2 separate regions of the Homo sapiens genome follow, and region 1 is linked to region 2. Evidence: read pairs that join two places in POLR2A ChIA-PET (ENCODE). Cell type or tissue: PC-9. All regions are shown on one strand.

Evidence for each region. ChIA-PET counts read pairs that join two places held together with the same protein. Peaks named below come from ENCODE experiments on the same cell type or tissue, not always from the same donor. Only the 100,000 strongest peaks of a DNase experiment are listed, where the experiment ranks them.
Region 1: POLR2A ChIA-PET joins it to region 2 with 13 read pairs; 2 of 35 experiments call an interaction of 5 or more read pairs at or near these places.

The regions. Positions count from the first base shown.
Region 1 is chr17:42,621,157-42,626,156 of GRCh38, forward strand. No RefSeq gene overlaps it. Among named protein-coding and RNA genes, the nearest start is that of TUBG1, 14 kb to the left of the region's middle. In PC-9, no CTCF peak of the experiment used is centred here; a DNase peak (open chromatin) is centred at 3,115; H3K27ac peaks cover 925 bases.
Region 2 is chr17:42,332,456-42,337,455 of GRCh38, forward strand. STAT3 (signal transducer and activator of transcription 3) reads right to left here. Exons shown (of 24, transcript NM_139276.3): 8 at 4,980-5,000; 9 at 1,436-1,594; 10 at 1,218-1,310. Among named protein-coding and RNA genes, the nearest start is that of STAT5A, 46 kb to the left of the region's middle. RefSeq lists enhancers at 1,029-1,088, 1,109-1,158, 4,909-5,000. In PC-9, CTCF peaks have their summits at 2,355 (motif pointing right) and 2,562; no DNase peak of the experiment used is centred here.

The DNA of each region.
Region 1 (5,000 bases), 290 kb after region 2:
CAGTGAAATTGCTTGAGCCCAGGAGTTTGAGAATAGCCCGGGCAACACAGCAAAACCCGTCTCTAGAAAATATACAAAAATTAGCAGGGCATGGTGGTGTGCACCTGTGGTCCCAGCTACTTGGGGGGCTGAGGTGGGAGGATCACTTGAGCCCAGGAGGCAGAGGTTGCAGCAAGCCGAGATCACACCATTGTACTCCAGCCTGAGTGACAGAGCAAGACCTTGTTTCAAAAAAAATAAAAATCTGTGTTTTAGGATACTTTGTCTGAAGCTGGCTTAAAATGTAAATCAGCAAATTGGCAGTTTTTTGAATGAAAAAACACTCAGTGGTTTTTGGGGGTGTTGTTGTTGTTGTTTAGAGACAGTCTTGCTCTGTCACTCAGGCTGGAGTACAGTGATACAATCATAGTTCATGGTAACCTTGAACTCCTGTGTTCAAGCAATCCTCCCGCCTCAGTGTGCCAAGTACATGGGACTACAGGTGGTGCCACCATACCTGGCTAATTTTAATTTTTTTTTTTTTTTTTAGAAATGGGGTCTCACTGTATTGCCCAGATTGGTCTCAAACTCCTGGCCTCAAGTGATCCACTTGCTTTGGCCTCACAAATTGCTGGGATTAAGGCATGAGCCACTGCACCTGGCCTTTCTTTTTGTTTTCTATATTTTCCAAATGGTCTATAATTAATATGTATTACTTTTATAATCAGAAACAAGTATATTTTAAGTGTAAATAAGTAGAAGAGTAAACAGGAAAAGAAGCTAGAGGTAAAGTGGCCACAGATGGTAAATGACAATAAGGTAGATATGAAAAACAGAGATGATTATAACAGAACAGAAGGAGAAATCTAACTGCTTGGTGGTGGAGATCAATACATTCTTATTTCAGACAGATTTTTACTCTCTTTCTGAAAACTATGGGAGACATGAGGGTTTAGGGTTATTTCAAAAAACAAGTGGAGGCTGGGTACTCATGCCTGTAATCCCAGCACTTTGGGAGGCCAAGTCGGGAGGATCACTTGAGGCCAGGAGTTTGAGATCAGCCTGGGCAACATAGCGAGACCCTGTCTCCACAAAAATAAGCCAGGGCTGGTGGCAGGTGCCTGTATTCCTCGCTACTCAGGAGGCTGGAGTGAGGAGGATTGCTTGAACCCAGAAGTTCAAGGCTGCAGTGAACTATGATTGTGCCACTGCACTCCAGCCTGGGCAACAGAGGGAGATTCTATCTCAAAAAAAAAAAAAGTGGATATATTTGATTCAAATTTAGAACTACAAAAGAATAGCAAGCAAAGAAACAAGCTCAATATTTTTCATACCATGACCAACAAGAAAACTTAACATTCTAAATGAACTTTCTATAATATATTAGTTAGTGTACAAGTATTATAAAATATACATTCATGATATACAATTGTATACATTAATATGCAATACAAATGGATATAAAGTATCTCAACAAAAGTTTTTTTTTGTTGTTTTTATGTTTGTTTGTTTTGTTTGTTTATTTTTAGGAGACAAGGTCTCACACTGTCACCCAGGCTGGAGTGCAGTGGCATGATCATAGCTCAGTGCAGCCTCAAATTCCTGGACTCAGCCTGTAATCCCAGCACTTTGGGAAGCCGAGGTGGGCAGATCACCTGACTTCAGGAGTTCGAGACCAGCTTGGCCAACATGGTGAAACCCTGTCTCTACTAAAAAGACAAAAATTAGCCAGGCATGGTGGTGGGCATCTGTAATCCCAGCTATTTGGGAGGCTGAGGCAGGAGAATCACTTGAACCCAGGAGGCAGAGGTTGCAGTGAGCCAAGGTCGCTCCATTGCACTCCAGGCTGGGCCACAAGAGTGAGTCTCAAAAAAAAAAAATGCCTGGGCTCAAGTAATCCTCCTGCCTCAGCCTCCCAAGTAGCTAGGACTGCAGGTGCCTGGCACCACACCTGGCCTCAATGAAACTCTTAAAGTGATGAATAAATACTCGAAATGCTAGGGATGGACTGCTGAACATAAATATAATTTTTGCATATAATCATATGCTTTGGTTTGTTTTTTCAAATTCAAAATAAAATGTTGCAAAACATAAGTTGTCCAGCTAGGCACAGTGGCTCACACCTGTAATCCCAGCACTTTCAGAGGCCGAGGCAGTGGGATTGCTTGAGCCCAGGAGTTTGAGAACAGCCTCAGCAACATGGTGAAACCCTGTCTCTACAAAAAATACAAAACTTAGCTGGGTGTGGTGGCACACGCCTGTACCCAGTCACTTGGGGGGCTGAGGTGGGATAATGTCTTATGGGATGGGACAGTGTCTTTATCTCTATTTCCCTGTTATCTACTACAGGCCCTGCACAATGTAGCTGTTCAAAAAACATTTGTTGAACAAATGAAAAAATGATGTCAAGGCCATAACTTTTACTCCTCCTCTTTTCATTAACAAGAAGACATTAAGAGATTTGCCACATAATCAAATAAAAGCACACCCCAGGACAAATTAATGTGTTGACCACATTGGATCAGGAATATTGAGACTTTAATCCTAGACTGTTTTCAGAGAGGAGTTGGAAAATGGGGAAAAAAGATGTAATTTCTCCAACTAGAAATTAACTTATTAAAATTCATGCATAACATAAGCTATTCCAAGATTCCCCCTTTTTTTTTTTTTTTTTTTTTGACACAGGGTCTTGCTTTGTCACCCAGACTGGAGTGCAGTGGCACGATCACGACTCACTGTAGCCTTGACCTTCTGGGCTCAAGCAATTCCCTGCCTTAGCCTTCCAAGTAGCTGGGACTACAGGCATGCACCACCATATCTGGCTAATTTTTTTGGTATTTTTTTGTAGAGACAGGGTTTTGCCATGTTGCCCAGGCTGGTCTCGAACTCCTGAGTTCAAGTGATCTGCCCGTCTCAGCCTCCCAAAGTAGCAGGATTACAGGTGTGAGCCACCAGGCCTGGCCTATTCCAAGATCCTTACACCAAATAGCTTATAGTATCAGAAACCAAATGGCTTGATGTAGCTGAATTTCTGATACTTGATACTTTGGAAATTTTCCCAATGGACACATTATACAAGATGCCATTAGCACCTGAATGGAAACAAACTGGTGACTACAAGTATTCTACATCCTGCCAGATCAAATAATAGTCATGAGTCATAACTGGATCTGCAGACAGCTGCGTAAAACAGATTATCAGTGGAAGGTATGGCAGTTCCAAGGCCTGACCTGCAAAGTCAGTCGGGAAAAGGGTGCGGTCAGAACCAGCACAGCTGGAAGGTCACCCACAGAATAAAAGTTGCCAACTGGATGTGTTCCTCTAAGACAACTTTGCAATGACACAGAAGCACAGCCATGGTCAAGAGATGGCCAGAAGGAGGTGGTGAGGAGCTGAGAGAGGTCCTTGGTGATCCTCAACCTACAACTGGGCTAATGAGGCAAACACTGGACCAAACAGCCCTAAATCTCACCCAAAGACTTGAAGGCTGTCCGTCTTCGTTCCCCTGACACACACAGTACTCCCTGAGAATTCCCATTCTCTCTACGTCCCATCCTTCTTTAGGATTTCTGAACCTAGAGAAATTTGCTCCCTGAAATTTTCTGTGGTGCCCACATAGATTTCAAGTTATGGAAATGGCTCTATAAGGAATACCTGGCTGAGTGCAGTGGCTCACGCCTGTAATCCCAGCACTTTGGCAGGCCGAGGTGGGTGGATCACCTGAGGTCAGGAGTTCAAGACCAGCCTGGCCAACATGGCGAAACCCCATCTCTACTAAGAATACAAAAATTAGCCGGGCATGGTGGTATGCGCCTGTAATTCCAGCTGCTTGGGAGGCCGAGGCAGGAAAATCGCCTGGACCCAGGAGGTGGAGGTTGTAGTGAGCCGAGATCGTGCCACTGCACTCCAGCCTGGGCAACAGAGCAAGACTCAGTCTCAAAAAAAAAGAAAAAAAAAGAGTACCCCATCAGCCTGGGCCCCAAGGATGGAAATGAATCACAGATAACACTGGCCACAGGGATGGTATAGAAAGGTACTAGGTCCCCAGGGTACCCGGAAGGGATGAAGTAGAGATGAACAGAATGGAGTTTAGGTCACGGAGCTTAAGAAGGCCAGGTTACTACTTCTGCTTCTAAGACACAACCATAGGCAATACGGCTCAAGAGGATCACCTACCCCGAGCCAGGAGACAACCTTAAACTGAAGTCTAGTGTGGTTCCTTGGAAATCCTTGTGACTTGGCCCTCTTGTGAGGCATAAATTGAATCTGGCCTGAGAATATCCTAATACTCTGTTTCCTCTGACAACAAATTGTGTTTAGTGACCTCCCCATAGTGACTGCTCTATTCCTACTGGCTATGTTCCATTGGATGCATAGTATTTATGTGCATAGTATTTTTTTTTTTTTTTTGAGATAGGGTCTCACTCTGTTGCCCAGGCTGGAGTGCAGTGGCATGATCACTGCTCACTTCAACCTCCGCCTCCCCGTTTTTTTGTTTTTTTTTTTTTTGAGAAGGAGTCTCACTCTGTTGCCCAGGCTGGAGTGCAGTGGCATGATCACTGCTCACTTCAACCTCCGCCTCCCCGTTTTTTTGTTTTTTTTTTTTTGAGAAGTAGTCTCACTCTGTTGCACAGGCTGGAGTGCAGTGGCATGATCTCAGCTCACTGCAAGCTCCGCCTCCCGGGTTCAGGCCATTCTCCTGCCTCAGCCTCCCAAGTAACTGGGACTACAGGCGCCTGCCACTACGCCAGGCTAATTTTTTGCAATTTTAGTGGAGACAGGGTTTCACTGTGTTAGCCAGGATGGTCTCGATCTCCTGACCTCGTGATCCGCCCGCCTCAGCCTCCCAAAGTGCTGGGATTACAGGCGTGAGCCACCACGCCCAGCTGCCTCCCCATCTTAAGCCGTCCTCCCACCTCAGCCTCCCGAGTAGCTGAGACTAGAGGCACATGCCAACATGCCTGGCTAATTTTTAATTTAATTTAATTTAATTTATTTGTTTTATTTTATTTTATTTATTT
Region 2 (5,000 bases):
TGAACCCAGGAGGCAGAGGCTGCAGTGATCCGAGATCACACCTCAGCACTCTAGCCTGGGTGATAGAGAAAGACTCCATCTCAAAAAAAAAAAAAAAAAAAAAAAGGCCGAGCGTGGTGGCTCACATCTGTAATCCCAGCACTTTTGGAGGCCGGGGTGGGTGGATTACTGAGGTCAGGAGTTTTGAGACCAGCCTGGCCAACATGGAGAAACCCTGTCTCTACTAAAAATACAAAAATTAGCCGGGCATGGTGGAGTGTGCCGGTCCAGCTACTCAGGGAGGCTAAGGCAGGAGAATCGCTTGAACCTGGGAGGTGGAGGTTGCAGTGAGTTGAGATTGCAACACGCACTCTGGCCTGGCCGAAAGAGCGAGACTCTGTCTCAAAAAAAAAAAAATTAGCCGGGTGTGGTGGCACGCACCTCTATTCCCAGTTACTCAGGAGGCTGAGGCACAAGAATCACTTGAACCTGGGAGATGGAGGTTGCAGTGAGCTGAGATCATGCCACTGCACACCAGCCTGGGTGAGAGTGAGACCCTGTCTCAAACAAAAACAAAAGATGAGTATCACTCCTTCAAGCCAAAGGTACTGAGAAAACATCTAAGAACTAACAACTTAAAGTTGTGAGAGATTCACAAAAGGATAATCAAAGCCATATAATGAAAAATATTACAGGAACACATGCTGTGCAGCTGGCATTTTGTTCTATTAATCCTGAAACCGAACACCATACTAAGTTTCTGAGGAGGGAAATTTTGCTGCAGAAGGTCAAAACCCCAGCACACCTGTTCTGACTTGAGTGTGAAAGTAACACCTCACCCTACAGGCCCACCACCCACCTGCCCTGGGGCCTCTCAGCTTCCCCATCACTAAGCCTTACTCTTTCCCTTAAAATCCACAGGGAAGAGTAGCCTCAAAGAACAGAAAATAGATGACATTATTTTGTCCCTTGGGCAGAAGGAGAAGCTGTGGCCTGAGACTCCAGGTCTACAATCATAGGAATATGCCCAGGTACCTTCAAAAAGATGACTGCTCTTTTGCTTTTGACATCAGAATCAGAGAGCAAGCAGATAGTATGGCAACAAATTTCAACCCCGCAACAGTGTACTGCCTGTGACACCACACCTGGAAAGAATGACCCTGGCCACCAACTCTACCCTCACCCTAACAGTGTCCCTCAGTAAAATCTCTACTGGAAATGGAAGTGGCATGGCCTACCTGACTTTAGTAGTGAACTGGACGCCGGTCTTGATGACGAGGGGCCGGTCAGGATGCATGGGCATGCAGGGCTGCCGCTCCACCACAAAGGCACTGAGGAAAGAGAAGATGGGCTCACGCGCCACGGCCATGACCAGAAGTCAGCCCGCCTCTCACTCTACCACGTGAGTCTTTAGGTATTTTTTAGATGAGGGAAAGGGACAAGGATGCTAAATTACCTTTTCATTAAGTTTCTAAACAGCTCCACGATTCTCTCCTCCAGCATCGGCCGGTGCTGTACAATGGGGTCCCCTTTGTAGGAAACTTTTTGCTGCAACTCCTCCAGTTTCTTAATTTGTTGACGGGTCTGAAGTTGAGATTCTGCTAATGACGTTATCCTGCCAATAAATTAAGAAAGATGCTAATTACCAAAGTGAATGTATACAGGTGAGATGGAGAAGGGGAAGGAAATACTGAAGACATGGAGACCACTACAATAAGAACAAGGAATTTTTTTATTGTGGTGAAATATATATAGCATGAAATTTACAATTTTTCATCTTAAGTTTACAGTTCAGTGACATTAAGAAAAGAGGAATTTTTCACCATGTTGGGTGGATGCTGAAAAAATAAATAAAAAAAGAAAATAATTTATTTATTTATTTATTTTTTGAGCTGGAGTGCAGTGGTGCAATCTCGGCTCACTGCAACCTCCATTTCCCGGGTTCAAGTGATTCTCCTGCCTGAGCCTCCTGAGAGATTACAGGTGTAAGCCACTGCGCCTGGCCTTTTTTTTTTTTTTTTTTTTTTTGAGATAGAGTCTTACTCTGTTGCCCAGGCTGGAGTGCAGTGGCACAGTCTCAGCTCACTGCAACCTCCGCCTCCCAAGTTCAAGTGATTCTCCTGCCTCAGCCTCCCAAGTAGCTGGGATTACAGGCACCCACCACCACTCCCGGATAATTTTTGCATTTTTAGTAGAGATGGGATTTTGCCTTGTTGGCCAGGCTGGTCTTGAACTCCTGACCTCAGGTGATCCATCTGCCTCGACCTCCCGAAGTACTGGCATTACAGGTGTGAGCCACCATGCCTGGCCAGAAAATAATTTATTTTACCTTTTATTACTAGTCCCTTCCTAAAATCTCAAATTTCTAAGAGGGGGCTGGGCACACAAGAAGTATTAAAATTTATACCACTAGGAGGCATTGATGGAGTTATCACTGGAAAATGACAAGCATCTGAGCCCAGATATGCAGAACACGAAATATGGAATTTAGCACTTACTTTACTCATCCTAACTTGTCTATGAACATAAAGACTCAGAAAAAGAGATTAGACAGCTCCCAAAGATGGGTTTGAGCCAGCTCTGTCACACACTATCTGTGCAAGCTTTGCCAGGCCCTTCACCATCATGGGCCTTAGCATCCCCTTGCATGAAGAGAAGGGCTTGAACTACATGAGCCCTTTCTTTTCTTTCTTTCTTTTTTTTTTTTTGAGACAGGGTCCCACTCTGTGGCCTAGTGCAGTGCAATGGCATGATCATAGCTCACTGCCTCCTCCAACTCCTGGACATGAGTGATCCTCCTACCTCAGCTTCCTGAGTAGCTAGAACTATAGGTGTGTGCCACCATGCCTGTTTAGTTTAGTTTAGTTTTTTGAGATGGAGTCTCACTCTGTCACCCAGGCTGAAGTGTAATGGCACATGTCTAGTTTTTTAAATTTTTGTAGGGATGGGATCTCACTTTGTTGCCCAGGCTGGTCTCAAACTCCTGGGTTCAAGTGATCCTCCCGACTCTGCCTCCCAAAGCATTGGGATTTACAGGCGTGAGCCACAACACCCAATCCCCATAAGCCTTTTCAATGTCAGCCTTCAACTGATCAAAGGACATGACATTATGTTTCAAAATATTGATAACATGCACAAGGAATAAGTGAATAGAGAGGGAGAAAAAGCTCATTAAATCTATCTCCAAGAATAGAGATATTAGGCCAGGTGCAGTGGCTGACACCTGTAATCCCAAAAATTTGAGAGGCCGAGGCAGGTCGATCTACTAAAATACAAAAAAATAGCCAGGCATGGTGGCATGGGCCTGTAATCCCAGCTACTTGGAAGGTTGTGACTAAGAATCGCTTGAACCTGGGAGGAGGAGGTTGCAGTAAGCCAAGATCATGCCACTGCACTCTAACCTGGGTGACAGAGTGAGACTCTGTCTCAAAAAAATTAAAAAAAGAGAGAAGTTAGCATCATTCCATCATTCTTTGATGGTTTATCACTAGTGTAACAAAGACCAAAAGACCAGAAAGACAGAAAGTGAAAGGAGAGGGAGGGGGACCGCTGCAGGGATTTCTGAACTCCTGAGCTCTTTTCTGGCACTTCTATCCTCCCATTCCCAGAACTTAAGCTTCTTCGTTCCCTGGTCAGGAAGCATTTAAAACTGCTTTCAGTAAATTAACAACACTCAGGGTTAGTGAGGATATGAATAGACAGGCATTCTCATGTAGAGTTGCGCTAAATTTCCAGTGCAGGCTCTGTATCTCAAGTTTCTCCTAAGGCAAGCTGGTGCAACATGCTCACTATAGGGCCTTGCACAGGAAGGGTTGCAGTAAGATATGCTGGATGAAGGTAAAAGTGCAAATTACAGAAAAGCATATAAAGGAAGATCCTGGGCTGGGCACGGCAGCTCACATCTATAATTCCAGAGCTTTTGAGAGGCCGAAGTGGGATGATCCCTTGAGCCCAGGAATTTGAGACCAGCCCAGGCAACAAAGTAAGACCCTGTCTCTATAAAAAATTTAAAAATTAGCCAGGTGTGGTGGTGCATGCCTGTAGTCCCAGCTACTGAGAAGGCTAAGGTGGGAAGACTGCCTGAGCCCAGGAGGTCAAGGCTCCAGTGAGCCATGACTGCATAACTGTACTCTAGACTGGGTAACACAGTGAGACCCTGACTCCAAAAAAAGAAAAAAAAATGATCCTAATATAAACTGTATAAATTTCTATCTTTATGTGTATATACATAATGTGTATATACATAATGACAGATGTCTAGATTGAGCATCAACTAAATTTTAACTACTAGTACTGCTGATGATTTCATTTAAAAATTTTTTCTTCTCTTGATTAATTTTCTGTATTTGAATTTTTTCCCTTAAAAAGGGCATGTGTCATTTTAGATTACTAAAATAACTAAAATTAAAAGGTTTGTCTATCTGTTAAATACAGTTAAACCAAAAGCCTTAATTGAATTATTAAGTAAAATATACTTAAAATATAATAATATAAATACATTTTTTAAAACAAAGTTTCTCCAAATAAAGTAAAAACTTTATTTTATTTTTATTTTTTTGAGATGGAGTCTCACTCTGTCTCCCAGGCTGGTTGGTGTGCGGTAGTAAGATCTCCGCTCACTGCAACTTCCATATCCCAGGTTCAAGTGATTCTCCTGCCTCAGCCGCCCAGAGTAGCTGGGACTACAGGTGCGCACCACCACGCCCGGCTAATTTTTTTATGTTTTTAGTAGAGATGTGTTTTCACCATGTTGGCCAGGCTGGTCTCAAACTCCTGACCTCAAGTGATCCGCCCATCTTGGTCTCCCAAAGTGCTGGGATTACAGGTGTGAGCCACAGCGCCTGGCCGAAATAAAGTAAAAACTTTAATTCTTGGGCTAAATTTGAATATGGAAAAGTCCCCACGTTGGAGATATAGTACCAATTCTGTGGGCCTGCAGTTAAGATCAGAATTCAATCTAGCTTTCGAGAAAGAAAGGAAAAGCTTCTTTCATCCTTTACCAGTTTTCTAGCCGATCTAGG